Linked DNA regions of Homo sapiens: regions 1 and 3 are each linked to region 2. A link is a contact called in ENCODE Hi-C or POLR2A ChIA-PET data. All regions are on one chromosome and are shown on one strand. The core of a region is the stretch at or near the end of the contact, and the rest is flanking DNA. Distances in the headings are between cores, read along the strand shown.

Evidence for each region. A loop is a pair of places that touch in the nucleus more often than their neighbours do. ChIA-PET counts read pairs that join two places held with the same protein, here RNA polymerase II (POLR2A). Pooled maps may share reads with other maps.
Region 1: a pooled map shows a loop between it and region 2 (2.2-fold over the local background). The contact joins the promoter of NR1I2 here to the promoter of TIMMDC1 in region 2. A Hi-C loop is called at or near these places in 1 of 50 pooled maps. POLR2A ChIA-PET finds 5 or more read pairs at or near these places in 2 of 52 experiments (HepG2 and activated CD4-positive, alpha-beta T cell).
Region 3: a pooled map shows a loop between it and region 2 (4-fold over the local background). The contact joins the promoter of IGSF11 here to the promoter of TIMMDC1 in region 2. A Hi-C loop is called at or near these places in 1 of 50 pooled maps. POLR2A ChIA-PET finds 5 or more read pairs at or near these places in 2 of 52 experiments (Panc1 and WTC11).

Annotation. Positions count from the first base shown.
Region 1 is chr3:119,780,712-119,784,688 of GRCh38, reverse strand. NR1I2 (nuclear receptor subfamily 1 group I member 2) reads right to left here and starts at 2,588. Exons shown (of 9, transcript NM_003889.4): 1 at 2,389-2,588.
Region 2 is chr3:119,496,758-119,500,604 of GRCh38, reverse strand. It overlaps TIMMDC1 (translocase of inner mitochondrial membrane domain containing 1), which reads right to left and starts at 2,058. Exons shown (of 7, transcript NM_016589.4): 1 at 1,678-2,058. The coding sequence starts at 1,871. RefSeq lists an enhancer at 2,269-2,318.
Region 3 is chr3:119,033,125-119,036,851 of GRCh38, reverse strand. IGSF11 (immunoglobulin superfamily member 11) reads left to right here and starts at 2,006. Exons shown (of 7, transcript NM_001015887.3): 1 at 2,006-2,321. The coding sequence starts at 2,270. RefSeq lists a silencer at 1,726-2,085.

The DNA.
Region 1 (3,977 bases), core at 1,339-3,838, 280 kb before region 2:
GAATAAAGACTAACTTTTTAAATAAAAGTATTACAGGAAGGTGCACCAAAGTAGCTTCATAATTTTGGAAGTTGAGAAATCTTTTAAAAATCAGCCTCAAAGAGTAAAATCCAGAAAGAGGGAAACTAACAGATTCAACTACATCAAAATAACAACAACAATAATAGTAAAAATTTCTGTTGGCTAAAAAGTATGATTTAAACAAAGCTTAGAGAGAATATTACACACATATCAAATAATTTGCATTGAGAATAAATAAAAAACTCCTACAAAGAAGAAAAAAAATCCGACATAAAATAAGCTAAGGATATGAATAGGTAATTTAAGAAGAGAAATACAATGGCCAAGAGGGGTCCTATAAAAAGAATGCTCAACTTCATTAATAATCAGGGAAATTAAAATATTGAAATAATGGGTTGTCATTTGCACTAATTCAATGGAAAAAATAATAAAATACTGAATAAACAGCAAGCATTGTTTGGAGTGTGGAGGAACAGTAACTATCCTTCTCTGCTGGTGGGAGTACAGTCGGTTCGGGTACTGTGGAGGGCTGTTTGGCAGCCAAAAATTGAACCACATATATCCTGTGATGTGGCAATTCAACGTCTTAGTAGTTCCTCTAGTGCAATACGTGCACATGTCTAGAAGCAGACAAACACAGTGAGGTTCATTGGTAAGACTGAAAAATTGGAAAAGCTTAAATATCTATCGAAAAGAAAACGGCTAAATAAAAGAAGTGTACACTGTGAAATATGACGTAGCAGTTAAAATAAATGAAGTAGAGCTCTATACAGATATGGAAAGTCTCCAAGTCTTGCTATTGAGTGGAAAAACAGAATTAGAACAACATGGCAACAGATAGGTTTAATAGTCCATCTATGCATAGATGAACACACACACAGACACAATGGTCTGGCAGTAAATATATCACACTAAGTACTTTTGGGGAAACTGGAGATTAGGATTGACAGAATGGCCAAAGGTGAATTTAGGTTTATCTATACTGCTTTCTCATTTTCAAGGAGCATGAAATCATGTATTACTTTATAATTTAAAAAGTTATTACCTAAAAAACCTAGTCTAGTCAGTTTTGTGGTTGTCTTGGGTTTATTCCATAATAATTTTGGAACAAGTTGACAGCTTTTAGATCAGGAGTTGGCAAACTTTTTCTGTTAAAGGCCAGATAGTTAATATTTTAGGCTTTGTGGGCCATACTGTCTCTTTCGCAATTGGTCAATTTTGCTGACTCAATGAATCAGCTATAGCAGGCACTATTCCTCTCCCACATGGCCTCTAATGATATGGCCAGAGTTGAAAGGATGTTGTAGGGCAAAAACAGCCATATACAATACATAACGAATGGGCATGGCTGTGTTCCAATAAAGCTTCATTTATAAAAACAGCTGGTGGGCCAGAGTTAGCCTGTGAGCCATAGTTTGTCAACCCCAGGTTTAGACTTTTATGACATAACTAAAATATTTTTAAAGCGTATTTGTGTACCACAAAATACTTTTTCCCATTAACCAACTGATTAAATAAGCCTCTGAGGCCTCCCTTAGCATCCTTTCAACTCTGACCATATCATTAGAGGCCATGTGGGAGAGGAATAGTGCCTGCTATAGCTGATTCATTGAGTCAAGACTCAGTGGCCTCAGAGGTGTCTGTTGACCTGTCCTAGATATGGAGTGGCCTTAAAGCAGTGCCTCTGGCCATAGCTTCAGCCGAGCTGGGCTGTAAAGTGGAGAGAAGAAGGACCTGGTGGCACTGACCACATGCAGGCAAGACTCGGTTCTGTGGGACAAGGTGCCCTTTCAATAGTAGAGGTAGAAAACTCACTGGTTTGAAGCCAACTCAGCCGCAGCACTGTGCAGGGGTATGGCAGGTGCTCTGAGGGACCCCTCCTTGAAGTGGTGAGTCCTGGTGACTGTCATGCTGCTGTCCTTGGCCTCAGGGGGCTGCCAGCACTAACCCAGCAGGCCAAAAGGAATCAGGACTGAGTTGATCCCAGTTCCCATAGTCCCCAGCTCCCACAGTCCTTGGAGGTGGTATTTCCTGGGTCCAGGGACTCCAGCCCTGTAACAGGGAGCTGGTTGTATGTGTGACTTGTGGTAACTCATGCAGTAGTTAAGGCTTCTCCTGTGGTGATTTTTCTAGGAGGCTAGTGCAGGACCAGAGAGCATCAGTAATGGGGCTCAACATTAAGTGATTGTTTTCATGCTTTTTTTTTTCCACCCTAGAAATGAGGAGACAGCAGCAAGGCCAACATGATTCACGACCCACTATGATGCTGACCTCAAACAGAAGGTATATTTGTGTTCACACACATCTTTTGGCTGGAGCTGAAGGGCGGTCAGCCCCCAGCAAAAGAGAAAGAAAGAAAAACCATACCTGCTTGGTGGTAAGTTCTTTGCTCCGACTTCTCCCCTGGGGTCCACTTTGAACAATCCGGTGCAAAGGATCGATCAAGGAGTAGCTTTACCAAGGAGCCGCTGCCTTGTTCAGGACAGGAGTATTAGCTTATTCTCTTGCTTTTCTCACTGTGAACACTTGGCTTGCAGGCTGAGGCCGAGATTCCCACTGAAGTAAAGGCAGTGCTTCCTCTTCCCGTCCTAGTCATAGGTTATGATTTCCCCGGATATGAGACAATCTTGTCTCTCACCTATATTTCAGTCCAAGTCAGATGTAGGCACTAAGCGGCTCCATTGCCCCTCCTAAGTCCCAAGTCCAGCACTTGAACTAGCAAATGAAGAGATTACCGTATTTGTTCTCATTATGTTCTCCCTACTTTTTTCTTTCAGGTCTCTTCACTACAAAAACACAGGAAAAGGGGAAGAGAGTGGCAAATATCCGCTTTGTCTAAGTAATTCTGAGTGCATTTCATCAGTCTGAGGGTCTCTGTCCTTTACCACTAGGGGCAACATTAATTTGAACCTAGATCTCCTTATACTTCCTCCTTTGTTGAAACCACCTCCCTGGATAGTGTTACTTGATGTGAAAGTGAGCAAAGTATTGATTTATGACGGTGCCAATCACCAGCATGGTTATGTAAGAGGGGGGCAGGCACACAGGGAGAGGGAAAGGGTGTGAGATGAGGGGGCTGAGCACAGTTCTCGAGAATGTGACCCCACCACTTTGATCTCAGAACAGAAGGCTGACCAGGAGTGGGGAGGATGGACCAGCTGAGGGCTCTTTCCTCTCCCGGGTCCTGCCAGAGGGGAGCTGAAGAGTCCTCACTCTTCAGCCTCAACCTTCTTATTCCCTAGCAGCAGGTGCTCCCAAGTGAACAGAATCAACAAAAGCCGAATGTGGTGGATACCAGGATGTGTTTCTTCTACTTGCTTTGTTTATAAAGATGCTTTATGGCAGGTGAGGGGAGTGGAAGTAACTGCTCCTACCTAAAAGGCAAACAAGTACAAGCCTCTGGCAACAGTAAAGCAGGGGCATGGGCCCCAACAAGAGAGGGAGAGGGAGACCACGATTGAGCAAACAGGTAGAAAAGAGAACCTGGGATTGCCAAAAAATGACCACAGTTGTCTTCAGGTGAACATTTGGACTTCCTTACATTTATTTATTGACTTAAGTTGTTATTATTTTGAAGTACATGCTTTAATCCAGCCCTGGTGAGAAAAGCCAGAATATCTAAGTATGATTTGTTTGTTTTGTTTTTAATTGGTTTCTTCTCTATCCAATTTGCACTTCCCAAGGGATGAGAAAGACTTGAGGCTGGGATTTCCTAGGGGTTGACATTTCTCAAGTGGATGCTTGCCTTGCTGTTTTCAACCAAGCGCAGAATGTAAGGTGCTTACACAGCTCACTGCTGGGGACTTACTGCCAGCAGTGGGGACTGGGACCCACAGCCATAGAGCTCTGTCCTTTTTCCAGTCACATTTCTGATTATCCACATGGGATTCTGCTAGGGCTAGGAGGTATTGGATTACAAATCCCACTGGACAGAAAGTTGACTTGGGCCTTAGGCA
Region 2 (3,847 bases), core at 809-3,308:
CCACCACAACATTTTTCATCATAGGTAGAATTCTCAGATGAATTAAACAGTTCAGTTATATTAAAAGGAACGTAGTCTCAGACAAAACGAAGCTATGGTGTTAGAATTAGGATAGTGGCAACTCCTGAAAAGACAATGACCGGAAAAGGCACAAGGGGAGCTTTTGGGATGTTACAATAGTTGCCATTTCTTTCTTAGTGCTGGGTACAGCTATGTTCAGTTTGTGAAAATTCATCCATCAGTATACTTAGGCACATTTTTCGAAATGCATTTCCTACTCCAATAAAAAGTTTTTTAAAAGGTGCTTTTGATGACTATTACACCCCTAGAAATAGGAAGAATTTGTGAGTTGGATAGAGAGACCAATATTTCCGTTTAAATCTTAAGTTAACTTTTAGAAATCACACCAACTCGTGAGATTTTAGGGCAATGTATGAAAGAATAAAAACGTGGATGTAAGACAAAAAATCTAAATTCTATTTTACTAAATAATTTCATGAAATACTCAGATAGGACTGTACTAATAAAAGCACTGGGCTGGGCACAGTAGCACACGCCTGTAGTCACAGCTAACTTAGGAGGCTGAGGTAGGACTTGAGCCCGAGTTCAAATCCAGCATAGCAACATAGCAAAGATCCTGGCTCTAAAAATAAACAAATAAATGTTTTTTTAAAAACGCACTGGGAAAGTTCACTATGCAGTGGGTGGCACATGCCAATCTAAAATAACAAGGAAAAACTACTATTTAATTCGATTTGTTACTCTCAAATGCATAAGAAGCTAGAACTGCTAATGAAGCTTCCAAGATGTCATCCTGAGACTGCTCTAACAAATAGCTGTCTTAAGTATTAAGTTACTATAAAATAATTGCCCTTCTAGGCCGGGCGCAGTCCAGCCGCGGTGGCTCAGGCCTGTAATCCCAGCACTTTGGGAGGCGGAAACAGGCAGATCACGTGAGGTCAGGAGTTCCAGACCAGCCTGGCGAATGGTGAAATCCTGTCTCTACTAAAAATACAAAAATTAGCTGGGCATGGTAGTGGGCAACTGTAATCCCAGCTACTCTGGAGGCTGAGGCAGGAGAACCGCTTGAACCTGGGAAGTGAAGAGTGCAGTGAGCCAAGATCGCACCACTGCACTCCAGCCTGGGCGATAGAGCGCGACTCAGTCTCGAAAAAAAAAAAAAAAAGAAAGAAAAATACGAGTTTGGGCTGGCGCGGTGGCTCACGCCTGTAATCCCAGCACTTTGGGAGGCCGAGGTAGGCGGATCGCCTAAGTCCAAGAGTTCAAGACCAGCCTAGGCAACATGGTAAGAACCCTGTCTATAAAAAATACATTAAAAAAAAATTAGCCGGGCGTGGTGGTGCGCGCCTGTAGTCCCAATTAATCGGGAGGCTGAGGTGGGAGGATCACTTGAGTCCCAGAGGCAGAGGTTGCAGTGAGCCGAGATAGCACCACAGCACTCCAGCCTGGGCGACAGAGCAAGACCCTGTCTGGAAAAAAAAAAAAAAAAAAGAAAGAAAAAAGATACAAGCTTGGGTTACAAATATCAGAACCTCAAATATAATCTAAAAATGAAGCACACCATCCTTGGTGTCCTAAGGCTGACCCAGGCTGCCCACGCTGCAGGACACCGCTTTCGCGGCCCCCTACCCCACTTCACACCCTAGGCACTTTTACTCTTTGCCAAACAGCTCCCGGAGGCGGTCCCATCCAGATTCCGGGTAATAGGGCTCTGGGACGTAGGGAAGCCGCTTCTGACGCTCCTCAAGGACTTCCGAATCGGCAGTCACAGCTTCGGCAGCAAAGACTCGGGGAAATAGGCACAATGCTCTACAGAGAAAGCTCCGCGGTGCCGGTGGCGGCACCTCCATGGCCTTCTCTCGACCTACGGACAAACTTGAGCGCTCAGGACTTCAAGTCCTCGCGGACGTGCCGCGGGAGAGCGTAACTGTACGAGGTGAGAATCCGTGCATTTGACCCAGGTTAACCCTCTGCCAGAGGGCTCGACACCCACACCTTCAGTCCCCGGCCTCGCTTTGGAGTCCTTGGAAATACGACACAGGAAGTCCCGCCCGACCGGGGCAAAGGCCAGGGGGCGGGGCGACGGCGAAGCCGGAGCCCAAAAGACTTCCGGTTGAGGGCGGGTTGGGCCACTGCTGTGCTGAGTGCACCCCCGGAAGTGAGTTGGCTGCCAGTAGTGAAGCTCAGCGTGGTCCCGGCAGGCCTTCGCTCCGTGTTTGTGGTTCCTGGGTCATGCAAACGGTGTCTGCGGCTACTTATATTCAGCTTGAGGTGGTCATAGGTTGAAGTAATTTATCGTATTTAAAATGCCAGGAATTAGCCGGGCATGGTGGCGGGCGCCTGTAATCCTAGCTACTCGGGAGGCTGAGGTAGGAGAATCGCTTGAACCCGGGAGGCGGAGGTTGCAGTGAGCCGAGATCACACCACTGCACTGCAGCCTGGGCAACAAGAGCGAAAATCTGTCTCAAAAAAAAAAAAAAAAGGCAGGAATCCCGCTTCAGTAAGGAAGAAAGTGCAATATTCAGTGCAAGTGGAGTAGGGAAAGAGGGAAAGGCGATTTGTGCAAAAACAAGTCCAACCTACTCTGCCAACATTAGAGAAGCCTTCCAGGCTGGGCGGGGTCCGTTTGTACCTTGTCAGTTCTGCTGGAAAAAAAACGAGGCATTGGGGATGGGTGTTGGTGCCAGTTACACTAAGATTTCGAGAACACTTTTTTGAAGAATCAGCTTTTTGGCAGGTCTTCCTAAGGTGGATTTCACTCCCTTTAGTTCATATGCCTACTGCTTCTCAAAAGGCAGGAGAATTTCTGGAATTTCTATCAAGTGTTTGTATAATTTGCCGTCACTACAACCTCTGCTAACATATGCTTCGAAGTACAGTTTTCATTAAAATGAATGCATTTAAAATATTCTCAATATTCGTGTAATTTCATTCAATCCTTGTTAACAAGCATACTCCCTTATTCATTTTGCCAATCCCTTCACCTCCTTGATTCCTTTCTAGTTGTCAATCAAAACTGCCACACTGTAGTAGAATACAGTAAGTGGACTTAGGAATTTGATAGCTGGAAATGCTACACATAAGTCCCTGAGAAGTGACTGACTAGAGTGACCAGCTCAATTAGTGACAGCGCCATGAAGACTACTCTGGGATATGAGATTTGATTCAGCACTCATCGTAGCACTTACAACACTGCATCATAATTTCCTATTAATCTGTCTCAATAAACTATCCTTGAGATCACAGACCAAATATATTCATCTCTGTATCTCCAGGACCTAGAACCGCAGTAGGTGCTCAGTAAATATTTGTTGAATAATTCAGATCTCCTGACTTCTGGCTCTGGATTACTGCTTATCCCATGTTAGGTAGAAGTGGGCACCAAGATAAGTTACCAAGGCCTGAAAGCCCAAGAAAATGGCTGTACAGTCTGTTTCTAACCTATATGTAGAAAAAGCTAAATGCATAAGATGACCCCAGAATTATTCTGGGGTGAAGGAGGACTTGAAATGGGTAGGAGGGTTTGGGTGGGTGTTGGGAAGATACTGACACAATCACTTATGTACAACTCAAATGCCCCAGGATTCACTAGCCTGTAGATGAGGTAATATTAACAGGCAAATTTTAAATTCCATAACTTGTTTCTCATTTGGGTAACGGAAGACTCATTTGTAATGTTCCTTTTGCCACCTGATAACTCAAAAAACTCCCCTCTCCTTTGGCTACTGCTCGCACTGTTGCTGCTCTTCCATCTGAGCCCTCCCACATTTCCTACTTCCCCAATCCCTTACGGCTTACCTTCTTTTAGAACAAGGGAAATGCTCAC
Region 3 (3,727 bases), core at 757-3,256, 460 kb after region 2:
GTCCTCTTAATGACTCAGTAGCTCTTGCCTGGCAAGGCAGAAGTATCCTTAGGTGACAAAGAGGCAGAACTCTATCTGCTTATTTATGATAGCACAGATATAGCCCATATGCAATTGGAACTTATTTGGGGTCAGGGGTCATTTTTTTTTTTTTGGTTTAACCTTAAACCTGGTGCCTTACAAAGTGTAGGTACTTGGTAAATAGTTGTTAAATTGATGCGATAAATATATCAGATAACTTGCTTTATCAGAGCTTTAAGCTCAGATTATTAGGTTATTTAAAGGATATTTATTTAAAGGATAAATATTCTGCCTCTATATTTATATCTGGGATTATGGTGACATGAAGAGTTGCTCTCAGTAGCTCCTATCACTTGACCGCTTCCTTGTTTTTCTTCTTATATTGCTTACTCTTATACCCTGCTTAGGACTGGATTAGACTGCAGGAATATGTACAAGAGAGGGTGAGGGATTGAATTGGATGGAAAAAAGAAACTCTAGTCCTTACCCTGGAGTTTAAAAGAATGAGAATGAGCCTCGTGATATCATAGTTGGAAATTTAAATTTGTTATTAATATGAAAAACTCTACTGTCATATCATTTATTTCTTGCCATTAGAGATCTGGTAGGGAATTCTAGCAAGTTGGAAGTAGTGAGCAAAGTTGAGGCATCTCTACTTCATAATCAAAATTTATCCTTTCAGGATATTCTTGTTAAAAGTTATTAACATTTCTTAACATGTTTCATTTTTTTAACCTTAAAAATATAATATCCACATTTTCAAAAAGAAGTACATCCATAACTCCACCATCTTGATATTTTAATTTTACATATATCTTCCAATCCTTGTCCAAATGTATGTTTAAAAAATATTTTACATATTTTTCTTCTGTGCATATTATTTTTGTTTCTGAGTTTCCCTGGGAGGATTGTATTTGCCAGATGAGGGCTCAATTTCTGAATGGCTCCGAGAACCCTAATTTATGCTGCTGTAGAAACTGACCAAAATGGGTTGGCATCCCCTGGGCAGGTATGTCCTCAAATTTAGAAGGCTCAGTTTGGAGGCTGAAGCAGGAAGTGACTATGAGCTGTACAATAAAGAGCAGAGCCCAGTATAAGAGAATAAAGATAGGTTTTACAAGAAAAGATGTAGGTAGATATTTAAGTAAAACAATTTCAGATGCTAGGAAAGTCTTTCTCCCCACCCAACCCAAACAAACAAGAAGCAAAAACAAAAAACCCAACTAAACAACGATTACAATAAATGTACATACCCCACTAGTTAACATGTATACTTAAGGTCAGTTTAAGAAAGCACTAACGTTTAAGCTGGAAAACTTAAAATATTAGAAGTTGACATAAGGTTTACAAAAGGGGCAAGAGAAGATGGCAGTCTCTCTGATAGGAATGGGGAGTTAGGGGCATGGTCCAGCCTCTATCCACTTTTCAAGGAAGAAAGGTGAAAAGGCATCCAGGAAACAGCGCAAAACCAAAACACTGTAAAATTAGGAATTCCTAATTCTGCCAGAGTCAGGTTCTTTCAGATTATTTAGGTTTTATAAGAGAGGACTGAAAGTGAAAAAGCCAAATATAAATTATCCGAAAACTGCAACAGGAAAGACTCTTGCAGGCTCAGAGGAAGGCTGTGGAAAAGTCATTGCTAGAGCTCTCCAGGATGCATCAGGCCGACACCACCTGTTTGCGGAGGGGTTTAGACCAAGGGAGGGGCCCTAACTCCGGCGAGGAGGGCGCCCACCCCTCGGTTCCCGGAGCTGGTGGAGGCGTGCGGGGGAGCGGGCGGCGCGGTGCACAGGTGGCGGGGGCCGCGCCAGCTGCGCGCCGCGCTCTGCTCCGCGGGTGGGCCGCCAGGCGTCGCGCTGGAGCCGCGGTTGCCCTGGAGACCAAGCGGGGCGAGTGGGCGGCGCGGCGAGGAGCCGAGCTGCGGCTGGAGTAGCGGGGCGTGAGTTGGGGGGAGTGGCTCCCCGGACTGCGCGAGGGGTCGGCTAGTCCTGGGGCAGGGCTGGGTGGCACGGCTGGCGAGCCCGGAACGCCTCTGGTCACAGCTCAGCGTCCGCGGAGCCGGGCGGCGCTGCAGCTGCACTTGGCTCGTCTGTGGGTCTGACAGTCCCAGCTCTGCGCGGGGAACAGCGGCCCGGCGCTGGGTGTGGGAGGACCAGGCTGCCCCAAGAGCGCGGAGACTCACGCCCGCTCCTCTCCTGTTGCGACCGGGAGCCGGGTAGGAGGCAGGCGCGCTCCCTGCGGCCCCGGGATGACTTCTCAGCGTTCCCCTCTGGCGCCTTTGCTGCTCCTCTCTCTGCACGGTGAGTAGCTCCAGCCCTTTCTTCCCGGTGGGGCCAGGCCGGGTCGGCGGGCCCGGGGCGAAGCTGTTTGGGGACGGCAAAGAGCCTCCTTGCTTTGCCGAGGGTCGGGAGTCCAACTTTCTCAGGGGCGGCGTTCGTTGCTGCGGCCGAGGCTCGCGCGCACCTGCAGCGGCTGCTTCTGCCGCCCGCGCAGCCCAGGTGTTCCTTGTCAGAGAGGTAACTAAACTCGTCCGGCTACCTCCGGTCCCAGGCCGGGCCCTGACTCTCACCTCGCTGCGCTCTGCGGAATGCAGGATCCTTTTTAGATAACGAACTCCCTTACTCACTGGTCCAGTTAGAAACTGTATTTAGAACCAGTTGTCTTTACTAGGCGGCCCTAGGAAAACTAGAAGTGCTTTTAAAATCATTTGGAAAACTTTATAGCTTTAACGTAACCTTTTAGAAGCCTATACACGTTTTGGCCGAAAATGATCTTTATTTTAAAACTAATTGTATACTGTGCTATACTACAATCGAAAACAAGAATTTATTTACACTCTAGCTTCATCTCCAAAGGACTTAAGTTGGCTCTCAACAATACATAGAATATAACAATATTAGAACAAAATAAATAAATGTCTTTAAATTTCTTGTTAACGGTTTTTAAAACATCTGTTTATAAATTTAGCTTTTAATCTCTGCTTAATCTTTCTTACATTTTCGGTGAATAGCCATCATATTAATTTAGATCCTGATTTTCATCCTATGCAGTGCTGTTTGTTTTTGTGTGTGCATTCTCCTGTGGAATCCAGTTTTCTGTCCCATTTATTGCTGAGATTTACTGAGATTTTTTTTCTGAAGGATGTTATTTAAAAAGCGGGTTCAGTGATTTTGGAACTTTGTGGTTAACCCTGTTTTTTTTCTGGAGACACCAGCATGTTTCCAGTCATTTCATGGCCTTATTCGAACTGATTTTGAAGTAACCTAATACTAGCCAACTTAACTTGTGCAGATTCATTGAATAGGGGAGAAGAGAATACGAAAACTTTTTGTATGTCTTCTCCGTAGAAACTAATGAAGCTGTTATCATCAAAATTAACTTTTCTAGAGTTCAGTAGGTATATTTTTAGTGATGATGTGCACACAATAACATCAATATGTCCATGTTATGAACTTGTGCTTCCAAGTATCTTGTACTGTTACTAGTTTGAGATGGCCAGTTTTTCTCTCTGTCCTACTACTTTTAAGTGTGAAATAAGAGAGTAAATCGGCTTTTTATGCAATCCTTGGACACAGCTCTAAATATTACCAATATTACAAGAACAGCTCAAATTTTTGGTAGAACATTCTATTATTAAAGTTGTATATTATAATAAATGCTCCTCTTTTTGTAAATAGCATTTGTGTATAGTTTGTTTTTGAATTAT